2 separate regions of the Mus musculus genome follow, and region 2 is linked to region 1. Evidence: chromatin loops called from intact Hi-C (ENCODE). Cell type or tissue: gastrocnemius. All regions are shown on one strand. Links, peaks and the distances in the headings refer to the core of each region. The heading gives the core; the rest is flanking DNA.

What was found. Peaks named below come from ENCODE experiments on the same cell type or tissue, not always from the same donor. Only the 100,000 strongest peaks of a DNase experiment are listed, where the experiment ranks them.
Region 2: it touches region 1 in a loop (7-fold over the local background); 27 of 42 quality-filtered maps call a loop at or near these places.

What each region holds. Positions count from the first base shown.
Region 1 is chr5:104,330,222-104,338,553 of GRCm38, forward strand. Mepe (matrix extracellular phosphoglycoprotein with ASARM motif (bone)) reads left to right here. Exons shown (of 3, transcript NM_053172.2): 3 at 6,853-8,332. The coding sequence ends at 8,100. Among named protein-coding and RNA genes, the nearest start is that of Mepe, 9.1 kb to the left of the region's middle. In gastrocnemius, for the core only: a CTCF peak has its summit at 3,343 (motif pointing left); DNase peaks (open chromatin) are centred at 3,119 and 3,318.
Region 2 is chr5:104,219,015-104,227,346 of GRCm38, forward strand. No RefSeq gene overlaps it. Among named protein-coding and RNA genes, the nearest start is that of Dmp1, 21 kb to the left of the region's middle. In gastrocnemius, for the core only: no CTCF peak of the experiment used is centred there; no DNase peak of the experiment used is centred there.

The DNA.
Region 1 (8,332 bases), core at 268-8,267:
CGCATCCGTGACACCAGCACAGCCCACTCCTCCTGTGACTAATCTACTCTAGCACACCCATGACACCAGCACACCCCACTCCTTTGTTCCTTTCGCCACATCGAGATAAGCAACAACTTTTCAAAGCAAATAAGAAAACGAAAACACTGATATTTGAAAAGTTGTCACACCATTTTGTACAGAGAAAACTTGCCCCCAGGGTTCTTAGATTCTCTATTTTGTGTGACATTTTGTTTGACATCTCACAAGGCCTGCAGTAGCTACCTATGACTATTCCTGTGTCTGGCTTCTATAGGCCTCAGCAGACAAGTCACCGACTGACACTTTCACTCTGATCAAAGAGACTGCCTGAACCCTGGCTAAAATGATTTGCCCTGTGAGGAGGCACCACAGGTGTGCCTTTACACACAGGCTACAGCTTGTGTATCCTCAGCACCAGCACAGCACAGCACAGCACACCACAGCACAGCACAGCACCATCACAGCACACACAGCACTGCACAGCCCAGCACAGCACAGCACACACAGCACAGCACAGCACAGCACAGCACAGCACAGCACACACAGCACAGCACAGCACAGCACAGCACAGCACAGCACAGCACAGCACTGCACAGCACAGCACAGCACTGCACAGCACAGCACAGCACAGCACACACAGCACAGCACAGCACAGCACACCACAGCACAGCACAGCACAGCACAGCACACACAGCACAGCACACCACAGCACACCACAGCACCGTCACAGCACAGCACAGCACAGCACAACCCAGCACAGCACAGCACAGCACTGCACAGCACAGCACAGCACACACAGCACAGCACAGCACAGCACACCACAACACAGCACAGCACAGCACAGCACAGCACACACAGCACAGCACAGCACACCACAGCACAGCACAGCACCGTCACAGCACAGCACAGCACAGCACAACCCAGCACAGCACAGCACAGCACAGCACAACCCAGCACAGCACAACCCAGCACAGCACAGCACAGCACAGCACAGCACTGCACAGCACAGCACAGCACACACAGCACAGCACACACAGCACAGCACAGCACACCACAGCACAGCACAGCACAGCACAGCACACACAGCACAGCACAGCACAGTACAGCACACCACAGCACAGCACAGCACCGTCACAGCACAGCACAGCACAGCACAGCACAACCCAGCACAGCACAACCCAGCACAGCACAACCCAGCACAGCACAGCACAGCACAGCACAGCACAGCACAGCACAGCACAGCACAGCACAACCCAGCACAGCACAGCACAGCACAGCACAGCACAGCACAGCACACACAGCACACAAAGCACAGCACAGCACAGCACACCACAGCACAGCACAGCACCGTCACAGCCCAGCACAGCCCAGCACACACAGCACACACAGCACAGCACACACAGCACAGCACAGCACAACCCAGCACAACCCAGCACAACCCAGCACAGCACAGCACAGCACAGCACAGCACAGCACAGCACACACAGCACAGCACAGCACAGCACAGCACACACAGCACAGCACAGCACAGCACCATCACAGCACAGCACAGCACAGCACAGCATAGCACACACAGCACAGCACAGCACAGCACAGCACAGCACACACAGCACAGCACAACCCAGCACAGCACAGCACAGCACAGCACTGCACAGCACAGCACAGCACACACAGCACAGCACACACAGCACAGCACAGCACACCACAGCACAGCACAGCACACACAGCACAGCACAGCACAGCACACCACAGCACAGCACAGCACACCACAGCACAGCACAGCACCGTCACAGCCCAGCACAGCCCAGCACACACAGCAAACACAGCACAGCACACACAGCACAGCACAGCACAACCCAGCACAACCCAGCACAACCCAGCACAGCACAGCACAGCACAGCACAGCACAGCACACACAGCACAGCACAGCACAGCACAGCACAGCACCATCACAGCACAGCACAGCACAGCACAGCATAGCACACACAGCACAGGACAGCACACACAGCACAGCACACCACAGCACATACAGCACAGCACACACAGCACAGCACACACAGCACAGCACAGCACACACAGCACACACAGCACAGCACACCACTGCCCAAGCTCTGGCCAACTTCACTTTAACACCTCAGGTTTGCCAATGAATATGTCTTTCCTATGGGTTACAACGGATGACTACTATCCTAAACTGGAACACTGTGCCTGCCTCTCCTCTCCCCATCACATCACAGGGTCGCGTCTTTATGCTGGAAGTTCTCTTTTAGAGATAGCTTTGCCATCTAGTGGGGAAGAACTTTTTTCCCCTAATAGATAAATATTTAAGAAAAAGTGGACCCAATCTTTCTTTCAGTCAGAATGATTTTTCCCCCCCAGGTTAATATAATCCAGTGAAAGACATAGAAGTAAAACATTTGTTGTTTGAAGAAATGAATGAAAGAACTTCTATTTGGTGAAACTGAGTCTCTTGTTTCCTTGCAGACATTTCAACCACAGACTGTGAAAACTAAGCAAGGGTGTGTGGAGGAACAGAGGATAAACAGAGTTATTCCTCTCAAATAACAATTTTAGCTCTGTAGAGAAAAAAAGAACAGCAAGTGAAAAAAGCTAACTACCAAAATGTTGTTGGGTGCTTAGGCCAGACGTGCACAGTATCCAGCAGAATTATGTCACATTCTAGTTCAGTATAATCCCTACAACAGATGATTGAAAATTTCCAAGCATTGATCGCTTTTTTTTTTCCAGTGTGATTTCATTCTTTAAATGAAACCATGGTTTTCTACACAAGTTTCAGAGGAATAAGAATTCTGGGACACTGTAATGAGCAAACACTGTTCCCCACCTATGTGCAGCGTGTGACAACAAAGAGAGGAAGGGGCTGTGTCAACAGCTTTAATGGGGAATCAGGTTCACATGGAAGTAGTTTTCTGCATGTATCCAGAAAGTTAAGCAAACGCTGTCAGATTTGCATGTCACCAAACCACATCGGAATGTCAGCTAAAAATCACAAAGGTCCAAGTGACAAACTTCAAAGCCAGAAGGGTCATGTGTGGTGGCCATTTGCCAACTAGCTGGACCTTAGCCATGGGCAAAGTAAAACCTACCTTTCCTCTAATGCCCGCTCCCTTCTGCTCTGGAAATATCCACTCGTGTTGCAACGCCACTGAGTTGGCAGGATATATGAGATATGGCAGGAAGACTGACACGTTGTGGAAGACAAACAATTGACAGCAGCATGCAGGGAAAACAAATTTTAAGACTAGTACAAGAGAGCCCTATAGGTGGCTGCCTTCTAGGATGGCTGACACACGCCCTCTTGTGGTTACAGGTAGTACTGCCTATTCCCCAAGGGAGAACTTGACTTCTCTCAAGTTAAAAACTATCGCATAGTATTAAGAAGATATCAAGAAATTTTCGTAAGAGACAAAACCACCTCAATATAATGGAATAGTTGACATATCATTTATAAAATGATAAAAATCCATAAAAATATGTCTACACCGAGCATAAGTGAAGGTGAGTGACCATGAGAAGATTCCTGACATGTGAACTAGTCAGTGGAGATGGAAGGAGACAGTGAGCTCTGGTTTCCAGTGTGGATGTTGCCTTTGTTCCCTTCCCCCACACTCCCCAGGTCCTAAAGTCACTGTGCTGTGCAAGTCTGTGTTCCAGAATCTTCCTTGTCCCTATCCATTGCTTTGGCCCAAACCATGTCCTGGTTTAGGGCCTACTTCTGCAACCGTGGCCGTGATGGGCCGTGAGAGCCTGTAATTGTCATTTTGCTGTGCATTAACGGCACTGTACTTCATGAGGGGGTTTCTGAGCATATTCTAGACCATATGCTAGAACAGTGTAGACTCCCGGGGAGTCGGGGGGGGGGGAACGCAGTTACTATGACAGGCTGTCTGGTTGTAAAGAGTAACACGTGTCTCTTACACCCATTCCATGGATCACCTCATCCGTGTCCAGTCACACTGAAGAGGAAGAACGAGGCTCTTGTCACTGGGATGGCGATAATTCTTTCACTCAGTGGCTTCTTGCAGACTCGATGCCCAAAGAGCTAAAGAGAGCTAAAGAGTAAAGGGCTATTACTTTCCTAAAGCTGGCTTGCCAGAAATCCTTTGTATGGCCACCTGTAAGGCGGCATCATTCTGTCTATGTGAAAGTTAGCTAATTTTGGTTCCGCCGTGGCATGTGTTTTTGGTGCTCCTGCTGAGTAAGAGGCAGGGCAAGCTGAAGCAAAGGAGGAATGCAATTCCTTCTCTCTAAGATCTGAGAGACAGAAAATGATCACAGGGAACAGAAGACGGGATGTGGAAGGTGTCATGTGAGGGCCCCCAAACCTCCAGTCGCACCTTAGGGGCTGAGAGTAGAAAGAAATCAGTTCCCAATGAGTTCCGGTCTGGTGTTCAGACACAGTTCCGGTACACAACGGAAACTGTGAGCTAGGTTGTGGGGAGCAGTAAGGTTCCAGAGCACAGAGTGAGTGGGAGAGGCTGCTGTCCAATGAAAGGAAGCCCTGAGCTAAGGCAGGACGGAGAAGACAGACCAGTCAGCTGACTCGCAGCCGGTCACGCAGCCGAGGACGGACTGGAGATTCCTGCGCACAGGCAGGACAGGACGCCTTTTGTACTTTAAAATATTTTCTCAGACAAATGGTTAACGGTCCTGTGGCAAAATTAAAACATAGCCTCATGCTCTTTATTATATATATTACAGAACAGTTGTATTTACTCCCCTAGCTAAATGCACGCTAGTCATTAGTAGGCACGCCACCGTTCTTAACAAAAAATTCCTCTGAGAGTAGGGAGAAAAAAATGAAAATGCTTAAGTTTAAATTTGATATATTGGTTTTTCTAACCTACCTGTTCAGCTCAAAATGGCTTAACAGAAGTAAGTAAATAGACATACATGCCCAACGCAAGCTTTCTGAAGCTTGATGACTTAAACTAAGTCAAGTATTTAGAATATTTTCTGGTCAAAAGTAAATCAGTCCAGATCCTTTTTTTTTTTTTCTTCTCATAACAAAATCCTATTTTCAGAATAGGCTTGGGGCTATAAAAGATCGTGTGTAGTGGTATCATCCTTCCCATGTGAAATTCATTAATAATTGTATTTTACAATGAAAACAAATGGAGAATTTTGGGAGATTTTGGAGACTTCATACTAACAAGTTCTCCCAGACTAAAAGGGACTTCCTCAAATTACCCTTACCTGCAGTTCAAGCGTCTGCAGAGGCAACAGTCTTAAAGCTCCCAACACTTAATTGGGTGCATTTTAAGGCAGAGGATGCCCAGTAAGATGGCTCAGAAATGGCTGCCACCCCAGTCAACCTGAGCTCTGCCACCAGAGCTGACATGGTGGAAGGGGAGTTCAGACACTCACAAGTTATTCTCTAACACTGATACACGGGTATGACACACTCAGGTACTCCCCACGCTGCAACGCAGGCACGCATGCACACATGCGAGACACACACACACAGTATTCTTAATTAGAGACTGGGGGACATCAAAACCCCATTTTAGGTCACATTCGATCAGAGGCCACAGGTTGCAGAACACAGTCAAGAACGAGTCCACAATTCCCTGCCACTACACACAATTCAATAACTTCTAGAGACTGGAAGGACAGCTGTGAGTCCTATGAGGAAATGAGTCTCTTATCACTATCTGGGGAAGCAAGCTAGCATTCCACCAAAGGCAGGCACCACACAGCCTTGCACAAACGGTAGCTGCTATCATTTATATAGAACTTGGTTAGTGAGAGATCTGTGCTAGATACCTTACCTGCATTGTATCTCTTAACATGAGTATATCTTTTTTAAATCCCAAAATGTGTTTATTTTCTTATTTTATAATGAAAAATTTGATGCCCAAAGAAGCAAAGTAGCATCCCCGGGTCACGTGCTTCCCGGGTCACGTGCTTCCCTGGGTCACATGTCTCCCCAGCTCATCCAGTCCAAAGAGGGATGGCAGCTGCTGAGATACCTGAGCCCTCCTATAGCACAGTTACTTCAGCCTGCACTGGAGTGAGAGATTGGGACCATTTGGGGGCTGGAGAGATGATTCAATAGCCAAGACACTTACTTCTCTCCCAGAGGATCAGGGTTTGTTTTTGTGCACTCACAGGGCAGCTCACATGTGCATCTGACACACACGGTGCCCAGACGTATTAAATATTTTGTCGGTTATCTCATCTGATGCAGTTCACCATGGCCCCCACACTCCTGATCAGCGTCTTTGTGATCTTCCTCACCTCCCAAAGGTGTAAGCTTCCAGCTGAATCCTCTTTTGCTCCGTATAGACGCTTTCATCTATTCTTATTTTTAGTTATCATAACCAAGATGTTAACAAGCTCAAGGGAAGCGCGCCTGTTGAAGCGTGTCAAAAATACATTGGTCCTACCACTTAGTCTTAAAAGATTCACATTGTTTTGCTTCTGAGTATTTGACTCTTACCTTCCCATCAAATCTACCTCAGTCTTACTCTTCCATGAAAGCTGCATAGCTCCTTCCATCCCTATTGAGTTGTAGACTTTACATTAAATATATTTTATACATTAAATATAATTTATATATATAATAGGTTTTAATACTTCTTATGAATTATAGGGTTTTTTAAACTTAACATAAAATAATCACTTTACGCTCTTTTTTTTTACTTTATCTAAAAGGAAAGTAAGTATTGCCTTTCACCATTTTGATCATGAGTCAACTCTGAAAGAAATCATTACCCAGAAAACAAAAGAGAGAGAAAGACTTGTCTAGTTTGAAACCAATGAATATAACCAAGTAGTAAAACTCCAAATCTTTCTGTAAATCCACAGATGCCGAATGAAGACAGGAGCAGCTGCGGCAATCAAGACAGCATTCACAAGGACTTGGCAGCATCTGTGTATCCTGATCCCACGGTGGATGAAGGCACAGAGGATGGGCAAGGTGCTCTCCTTCACCCGCCTGGCCAGGACAGGTATGGTGCTGCCCTCCTCAGAAATATCACGCAGCCTGTAAAGAGTCTAGTGACTGGGGCCGAACTACGGAGGGAAGGAAACCAGGAGAAGAGACCTCAGAGTGTTCTAAGCGTAATTCCAGCAGATGTCAATGATGCTAAAGTCTCCTTAAAAGACATAAAGAATCAAGAGAGTTATCTGCTAACCCAGAGCAGCCCGGTCAAAAGCAAACACACCAAACACACCCGCCAGACCCGACGGAGCACTCACTACCTGACACATCTCCCACAGATCAAGAAGACTCCCAGTGACCTTGAAGGCAGTGGCTCCCCAGATCTTCTAGTGAGGGGAGATAATGATGTCCCCCCTTTCAGTGGAGATGGGCAACATTTTATGCACATTCCTGGCAAAGGAGGTGCTGGGTCTGGTCCTGAAAGCTCAACTAGTCGCCCCCTCTCAGGCTCCAGCAAAGCTGAAGTTATTGACCCACATATGAGTGGACTAGGCTCTAATGAGATCCCGGGGAGAGAAGGACATGGTGGCAGTGCCTATGCAACCAGAGACAAAGCTGCACAGGGGGCAGGCTCTGCAGGTGGGAGCCTTGTGGGGGGCAGCAATGAAATCACAGGCAGCACCAATTTCAGGGAACTCCCCGGAAAAGAAGGAAACAGAATTAATGCCGGCAGCCAAAATGCTCATCAAGGGAAAGTAGAATTTCACTATCCACAAGTGGCCTCGAGAGAAAAGGTAAAGGGGGGCGTGGAGCATGCAGGGAGAGCTGGTTACAACGAAATCCCCAAGAGCAGCAAAGGTAGCTCTAGCAAAGATGCAGAAGAGTCCAAAGGGAACCAATTAACCTTGACTGCAAGCCAAAGATTTCCAGGTAAAGGCAAAAGCCAGGGCCCTGCTCTGCCCTCTCACAGTCTTAGTAATGAGGTTAAAAGTGAAGAAAACCATTATGTGTTCCATGGACAAAATAATCTTACACCGAATAAAGGGATGTCACAGCGGAGAGGCTCCTGGCCTTCGAGAAGACCCAATTCCCACAGGCGCGCTAGCACCCGCCAAAGAGACAGCAGCGAGTCGTCATCCAGTGGGAGTTCTAGTGAGAGTCATGGTGACTAGTCCCTGGGATTGAACCAGTCCCCTGCTCTAGTCCTGGAGGAAGAGAGGGCACAGCAGGAACTGAGCAAGCCAACAGACCTGGTCCCCTCCAGGACATTGTGCTATTTTAATGGTGGTTATAAGAATTTCTACTCAAAGTTCTAATGCTTTTTTCAATAAAAACTTTCATAAGAATTTGTATAATAGGTAATATTTGGACAGGCGACACATTAAAATAGTCTGTGAATGTCAC
Region 2 (8,332 bases), core at 170-8,169, 110 kb before region 1:
CCTGAAGCTAACGTTTGAATGAAAATGACCCAATGGTGTAATTTCTACAATCTCCAGAAGATGGCAGCATTGCCTGCTGTTGTAGCCTCTGAACATCCGGACCCCTTCACCCCCATCCCTGAGGATCACGGGATCCAGAGCACAGGAGGTTCTTATATTGGAAGGTCCTGGTCCTTTATCTGTCACCAATAACTTTATATATTCCCGTGCATGCTGTCACAATCTCTGTGAGTTCATATGTGTGTCAGGCTGATATGTGAGGAAGACACCATTTCCATCGCCTCTGCCTCTCAGTCCTTCTGCCTCCTCTACTGTACGTAGCAAAAATCAATAATTAAAAAAAAAAAGTTAAATAAACGAACACCCCGCATCAACTCTCCTTTGCAAGTGTCCACTTTATTATCGAAAAAGCTCCCACTGTTTAAACTAAAGTCTGGTGTTTTCATCCTCTGAGTCGTTTTACCTGCCTGTGAGTAGATGAGGGCTTAGGATACACCAGCCCTAAATTTGCCGTTCAGATGACGCCGCTGCATCAACTGTGTGGGGATAATGCTCACTCTGCTCTCACCTGTCTCTTGAGAGCAGAAGAAAAAGTTCATATGTAAAAGATGCCCTTGCCAAAAGGAAAGGGTAGTGCTTATCGAGGGAAGCAGGAGGAAATGCCTTTGACATTAACCTCATTTTCATTGTTACTTCTCTACCTGGATAGCTGCCCTCCTCGAGCCCCCTTGCCTTGTTCTGTCCCCTCGACTTTCTACTCTGTGCAATTCAGTGTTTGTGTTCAACTCCATACCTCCGGATCTTCACTCCCCTGCTAGGTTCTCAGGTCTGGCTGAAAAACCCAAGTATAGAGATAAAGTTTTGCTTTCCTCACAGAGGCACACAACATAGAGACAGGAAGCAAGAAGCACGATTAGGAGGTTGCCATGGTGTGTTAGTTAGGACTCTTTAAGCGATGGAAAGAATTTAAAAAGTAAATTATCGCGGGGCGTGGTGGCGCACGCCTTTAATCCCAGCACTTGGGAGGCAGAGGCAGGCAGGTTTCTGAGTTCGAGGCCAGCCTGGTCTACAGAGTGAGTTCCAGGACAGCCAGGGCTACACAGAGAAACCCTGTCTCGAAAAACCAAAAAATAAAAAAATTTTAAAAAGTAACTTATCATAAGGAAACTAGAATGAAATACAAGAAGCCCAAGGAGGGAGACATCACTGGAGCTCTGCTTCCTGCTCCCAGAGCTCCGCCTCCTGCTCCCAGAGCTCCGCCTCCTGCTCCCAGAGCTCCACCTCCTGCTCCCGGAGCTCTGCCTCCTGCTCTGGGTCTGTCCTCTACCTTTTGTATGCTTCTCTCCTCTTCCTCAGCCACAGGCATTTCCTACTTTTGTTGACATGTATGGAGAGAAGCATGGCTACCAACATCCAGACACAACATATCCACCAACACAGATGATTTCGGTTTTCGTCAGGTCTAGGGAAAGATTTTGCCTTGCCTAACTCGGACCGACCCAATGTTATCAGTGGGACAAGATCCAGTAACTTAAAATGGGTCTATTGAGCACACACTTAGAAAAAGGCAGTTTCCAGATGTGAGTTGGGGTGCATAGATCCAAGAACGTGTCTAATCCACATCAGGACCTAGACAGAAGCCATAGCGTGTGATTCCATTGTGACATGGTGACTTGGTGTGGCAGTGATAAGGTGATTGGTGTAATGGTGACACAGTATCAAGCTGGTGTGGTGTCAAGGTTCCATGGTGTGTCAGTGTTAAGGTGTACGGTGACATGGTAACATGGTGTCATGGTAACATGGTGACATGCTGTCATGGTGACATGTTGTCATGGTGTCATAGCAACATGGTGTTATGCTATCATGGTGATCTGCTGTCATGTGACATGGTGTCATGGTGAGATGGTGTCATGATGACTGGTGTCATGGCGTGACAATGATAATGTGATTGGAGATGTGGTACCATGGTGTATGCTGTCATGGTGATGTGTTTTGATGGAGATATGGTGCCATTGCCATATGGTGCCATGGCATGTGGTGTCATGGTTCCATAGTGATAGGCTTCTGTGGGGATATGGTACCTTTACTGGTTGGTATTGTGTGTCAACTTGACACAGCTGGAGTTATCACAGAGAAAGGAGCCTCTCTTGAGGAAATACCTCCATGAGATTCAGCTGTAAGGCATCTTCTCAATTAGTGATCAAAGGGGCAGAGCCTCTTGTGGTTGGTGCCACCCCTGGGCTGGAAGACCTGGGTTCTATAAGAAAGTAAGCTAAGCAAGCCAGGGGAAGCAAACCAGTAAGTAACCTCCCTCCATGGCCTCTGCATCAGCTCCTGCTTCTTGACCTGCTTGAGTTCCAGTCTAGACTTCCTTTGGTGATGAATAGCAGTGTGGAAGTGTAAGCTGAATAAACCCTTTCCTCCCCAACTTGCTTCTTGGTCATATTTGTGCAGGAATAGAAACACTGACTAAGACAGTGCCATGATTCTTGAATTGTGTCCTAGTGATTAGATGGCAAGGAGACATGGAAGAAATAAATAAAAGGACACATAGATAAGATATATTTGGAAGACATAATTGTGGGAATGGAAATGATTAGATAAAAGATGAAAGACTAAATATGTCACACCTTGCAGATACCACAAACCAAAACAAGGAAAGCTTACACTTGGGAATATGGGCAGAAAATTTTGTGACTTGGTGATGTTGATAATTTTAAGCTGGCCTAAAATGTCTACCTAGATTTTTGTGGTAGATCATAACATATTTTGAGAAGATTTAAATTTAGTTTTTACAACCTCTAATTGAAAACATAGTAAGTTGCCTTACGTAATTGGATCTTTTGATGCAGCAGAACAAAGACACCAAGCTGGAATGTTTTCTTTGCTATTGCTTGCACATACAGTATTTTAGGGCACACTACTTGGAGTTGGATAAGCAGTTAGGGTGCTCATCTTTGGGGAAGACTAATTCTCACCCTCTCTGGAAGGTTTTAATGATTTGTAGCTCTTCATCTAGGGGTTTAAAAAAAAATCTTAACTCCATGTTCTATTCCATTGGAAAGATACTGAACTACCTCAGACCCAATTCTGAAGTATAATTTGCTATTTTGTAATCTAAAAACAAACAAGCAAACAAACAAACAAATAAATAAATGTCTTTAAAGAGGGGCCTTGTCTGATCTGGGGCAATGGGGACTCATGGCTGAATCCTTCAATAAGCACCAATCTCCCCTCTGCCCCCAGTGGGAATCCGAGCAAAGCTTGCTTCCCCTACATGTCCACTCTCTTTGTTCAAAGCTCTTCTTATTGCCCTTGGCTGAGTCAGTGGGGTTAGGATACTTCTTCGGCTACCCCAACACAGTAGTTGACACTATAGTCGGCTCCAGGCCACCTTCAGCTTCCTCACAGGTGGCTTCTGCACGGGCTACCAAGAAAGGATGAGCAGGGTGGAACAAGAGTTTCTAGTCTAACCTCAGGAGCGACATCTCGTCTCCTTTGCTCTCTAAATGTGTACCACATGAGTACTTAGTGCCCTCAGAGGTGAGGAGAGACTGCCAGACTGCCGACACTGGAGTTAAGAATACTTTTCAGCTGATATATGGGTGCTGGAAGCCAAATCCCAGACCTCTGCAAGAGCAACAAGTGCTCTGGACCACAAGGCCCCACAGAACGGTGATTTTTACTGTGTATATCTGGGGATAGTTCTATGACATGGTAGTCACCACTGTCTACTATGGACAATGTTGTGGAGGACACAGCTTCTTCCAGTCTCTTTTATGTTGGTCCATAACAAGTTGTTTGGAGCTCTCATTACCAGGAAGGGCTGTGTCTCACAAGCAACCGATTTATTCTAAACTCACATACCCTCTGAATTACAGATAGTGTTTCTCTCTTTGCTCACCTAACACTGGGTTTAACACATGCCTGTGGCCAGCTGTGAGTGAATAGTAACTTGGATGTGCTACGCCTCGGGTGTATTGATACCCTAGCTGCCCCCTTGGCATAACTTTATTTTCTTGCCCTTATTTCCCCTTAACTCAGATTTGCTCATCCGTTTGGCTTCCCCTAGTCTGTGTGGCTTTGCAAGCTGCCTTGGATCCTTTATAGCAAAGAGCCATGTTTCTCAGAAGTTCTCACAACACACGCAGCTCCAGTCAGACTGCTGTCACTCTGCGAGCATCCTGGTGGTGAATCCCATGACACTGAGGGGACACTCTGGGTCTCAACCTTGAACAGTCTTTTATATCTGACAGAAGTTCTCCACTACCATGTGAGACGCTTCACAGCTGCCTGCTCTTAAGCGTTTGGACGGCTATAATTTTACAAAATAATCCGAACAAAGATTCCATACTCTGGATGCATTCTTAGCAGACTGCTAGCTCCCACCAACCCCAAAGCTAAGAATGTCAGCAGAGACCTTCTGAAACCTACAGCAGTATCCCCTGCTTTGCTAAACAACACCTGCCTATGTCCTGACCAAATTCATTTAGTAAATGCCTTGATGATCCCCTTTGTTCTGTAAGTATAGTAAGTTCATGAAATCATTCCCACATTAGAGAATGTTATTCATGTCATTAAAACGGGACATTATAACAGGACACTATAACATTAGAGAACGTTATTCAGAACAACCTAAACCCTTGTTCACAGGCCAAGATCAATTGAATTTGGCACAGGAAAAAAATAAAAAATAAAACAAAACAAAATCTTCTTATTTCCTTTGAGATAAAAGCTGTGAATTATCCCAATAGTTCTAGATCTCCCTTAGGGTCCCACTTTTACCACAGAAGCCATTCAAGTGAGCACTGGGATCCCCGGGACTTCTGTGGCCAGCTTAAATGAATTCTTTCTGGAGCTCAGATTGTTCCTTTGGCGTGGGAAGGGTCTGTTGGTTTTCTCTGAGCTGGTTGTGGGATATCCTTTTGTTTGTGGGAGTGGTGGATCAGAGCACTTTCCTGGTTTTGTTTTTCAAACATTTATCTTTTGGCATCTAGCCTTTCCCCGTCATTCCTCCAGTGACCTAACTCTGCATCTTTTCCATGGTCTCTCCCACTTCCTGTGAGCTTGTCCCTCTTTCTTGGGAGATTCCATGAGTGGTTGATCATAAAGACACAGAAGGACAGAAGCACATGTTCCTTCCAAGCACATCAGGGTGGGGATTTAAACAATGCAGATTCTTTTCCTGTTTGATAGATGGCTGTGCTGAGGAAGATTGCTAGGGACCTATCTGCCAGGTCACTAGGGACCTATCTGCCTGGAGCCTCCTGACCTGGAGTGGGTTGAAACGAGACATAGAATAGGACTCTGGCATGGCTTTAAAGACTGATGGTCTCCGGATGTTCTAGCTCTCTAACTATACTGAATGCTGATGATAACTTCTAAGAAGTCCTACGGACTTTCTTGTTCATTCTGAGGGTTAAAACCTTCTGGCTTAGGTGATTAGCACCTGTAGCCTATCAGCAGGGGATTAAGTAATGTAGCCTTATCTCTGAAGGAACTGTGTGGCTCTAACATTCAGCCTGCTGGCTGAAGTCTCAGGAAGAAAGAGGGACACATTGGAAAGTGAATTTATTGTTTATTTCTCAACTGTAAAAATGTCCTATGAAAGCTCTCTAAGAAAAGGGAAAACACAGAATGGTGATCTCTTTGTCTTTCAGAATACATGGTCATATTGTAAAAAGCGCATCAGAAGTTTACACATAAATCAAATCAGAAATCAAATAAGAAGTTTACAACATCTGGGTAAGTGTACATCACCTGTCACAGCTCCACAGGTTCATGGAGAGTTAAAAACCATAACTAAGTTATTAGTGAAGTTTTATATAGATAAACCCAGTCAATATTTTATCTTCTGCCCTAGCACCTATAATAAATCATCAGTTCCCTGTTTATGGCCTTTGGTTAATGGTTTTACAACCTCTTGGAAGGTGCTCTGAGTAGGAAAAAGTCTGGTCACTATCTAGAAGCAGTCAACTGGTGACACATGGAGACTGGCAGAGTTCTCACTGAAGTTTTGACTATCAGAAAATGTCCTAATAACAGTCCCACTATAGAAGAACTTAGTAAATACTGACATAACTTTAGGAATTCTTATAAGATCATTACTAAGAATTAAGAAGTCATCTTTTTGTCTATATGACATCACTACAGGACAGTACATCTTCGTAAATCTGCAGAGACCTGCTTAAAAGGGTGGGCTAATACCTAGTGATTGTCATCCATGTTAAATAATAACAGGAAAAGCATATTAATAGCAAGAGTCTTTCCAAAAATGATTTTCTCTTGAGCCTTGTCTATTGGAGCAAATCTGTCATGGATTATTTATTAATACAAGGCAGACTCATCTCAGGAAGATCACCTGCTAGTTATTAGCTTGTTGGTTCCTGACACCTATCCTTTAGTAGTGCCTGTCACACACAGCAGAAGAGGCTGAGATAGAAGGTTGCACAGCAACCCACAGAACAAAGGAAGTTCCTACTTCAGAGGTCTCTGTGTATCACAGCTTAGTGTAGGCACCGGGCAGAATGTAGAGCTATAGAAAGGAAATAAACAGAATAACTTCTTAAATGGAAAGGTAATAAGTTATTATAAACACTCCAAGCATTAATAAAATATTTCACGGGATAAAAGTAACTATAGACACGAGAAAAAAAGTGGGGCATTGTGATTAAGGAGAGTGACCCAGAGTGTGCTTGCTTGGTGAGATCAGCTGCTTCCCTCAGCTGCTACCTTGCTACTTCATTATCTTAATTTTAGATGTCATATTCCCATTGTGTGTCACACGTAATGTGTTATGTCATGCTCAAAGGATGAAAGCAAATCAGAACTGGATCATAATAGTTAACACTATAACACATAAAAACTAACACTGACAAGTTTTGGAGATTTTCTGCTTGGCTCTACCAACAGTTTTGCTTTCTTTACAGATTGCTGTCTTGCCTATGTTTTGTTTGCCAGTTTTCTGTTGAGGTTTTTTTTTTGTTTCCTCCTAACTTCATTGTGCTGTTCATATTATTGAGTTAGAGGAGGTTACATATACGATACATTTAGTATATAGTGTATATATGTCTTTTTAACATTGTCACAATGTTTTTGCTGTCCTCAGTCTTAAAAGGAAGTGAAGAGAGATCACTGACTCTCCTGTGACAAGTCTAGATAGTTTGTACTTCTGCATGTACTTTATTATCAGCTGCACATCTCATCAGGGTGGTGTTGCCTAGAAATTCGGGAAGGTTTGACTCCAGAAGCTCACATCCATGTGACACCTGCCTCTTTCAAACTATGAACCCATAATTTTAAATTCCTTGTTTAATATCTCTGAGTAGTGTCTTCACAGTTTTTAGATAAAACATCTTCATATTTTTGTTTAAGTTTACTCCTAAGTATTTTATGTTTTTAATGTGGGTTTTCTAGACTCATCTTTGTAATTTGTAGATATTTTTCCTTTACCAGTCTAACATGAGACCTGTCAAGTAGATGAACAAGACTAACTGTTGTTTCCATCTATTTTTCCTGTGTTCCATTTTTCTTTGTTTTTCTAAGTTGATCACCAATATCTATTATTTTAATCTTCACCTCAGTTTAATTTGCTTCTGCTTTCTTTTTCAATGCAGAGTACAAGCCACTAATTAATTTAATTTTTATCCCACAGTCTCTTATTCTCTGAAAAAAAAAGTGCAGAGAATTCGGCCAGTTGTGTGTCCGTATTAACAGTCATTTGCTGAAGAAGCTTCTCTGGTGAGGAGAAGCTCAAAGCTTGGGTAGAAGGATAAGTCAGCAGAAGTCGGTTTAATACTGTGTCAATTTGCAGAGTAACAGCAGTGTATTCTCTAGGCCCCATGACCTGCCTAGCACCAGGTTCTTGGCCCTAGTAATGGTGACTGGGATGGGTTTTAACTGTACAGTGGTCCTTAGATCCAGCCAGGAAGTGGTTGGTTACTTCCGTGACATTCACACCACTGTCATACCAGTGGGCATGTCTTGGCAGGCTAGTCCCTGATGGCTTCCAGGGTTCTTAGCTGGGCAAGGCTACCCTTTCCCTTTCTTCTGTCACTATGAACAATGACAGTAGCTATGACACTTCCAGGTGACAGCACCTGCTTGATTGCTCCACGTCCCAAGACTCAAGTGTGTTGTGTCCTTAGCAAAAGTGTCTTATTGTCATGTTCTGGAGAATAATCAAGAGCCATGTAAGCCACTGATTTTAAACCTTTACATGTAAGCATTCACTGTAATTACTACATTGGCTGCTTCTTAAAATACTTTCTAAAATTCCTGCCTAGATTCTTGTCTGATATAGGATATATCATAAATGGTTGATAATTTACAG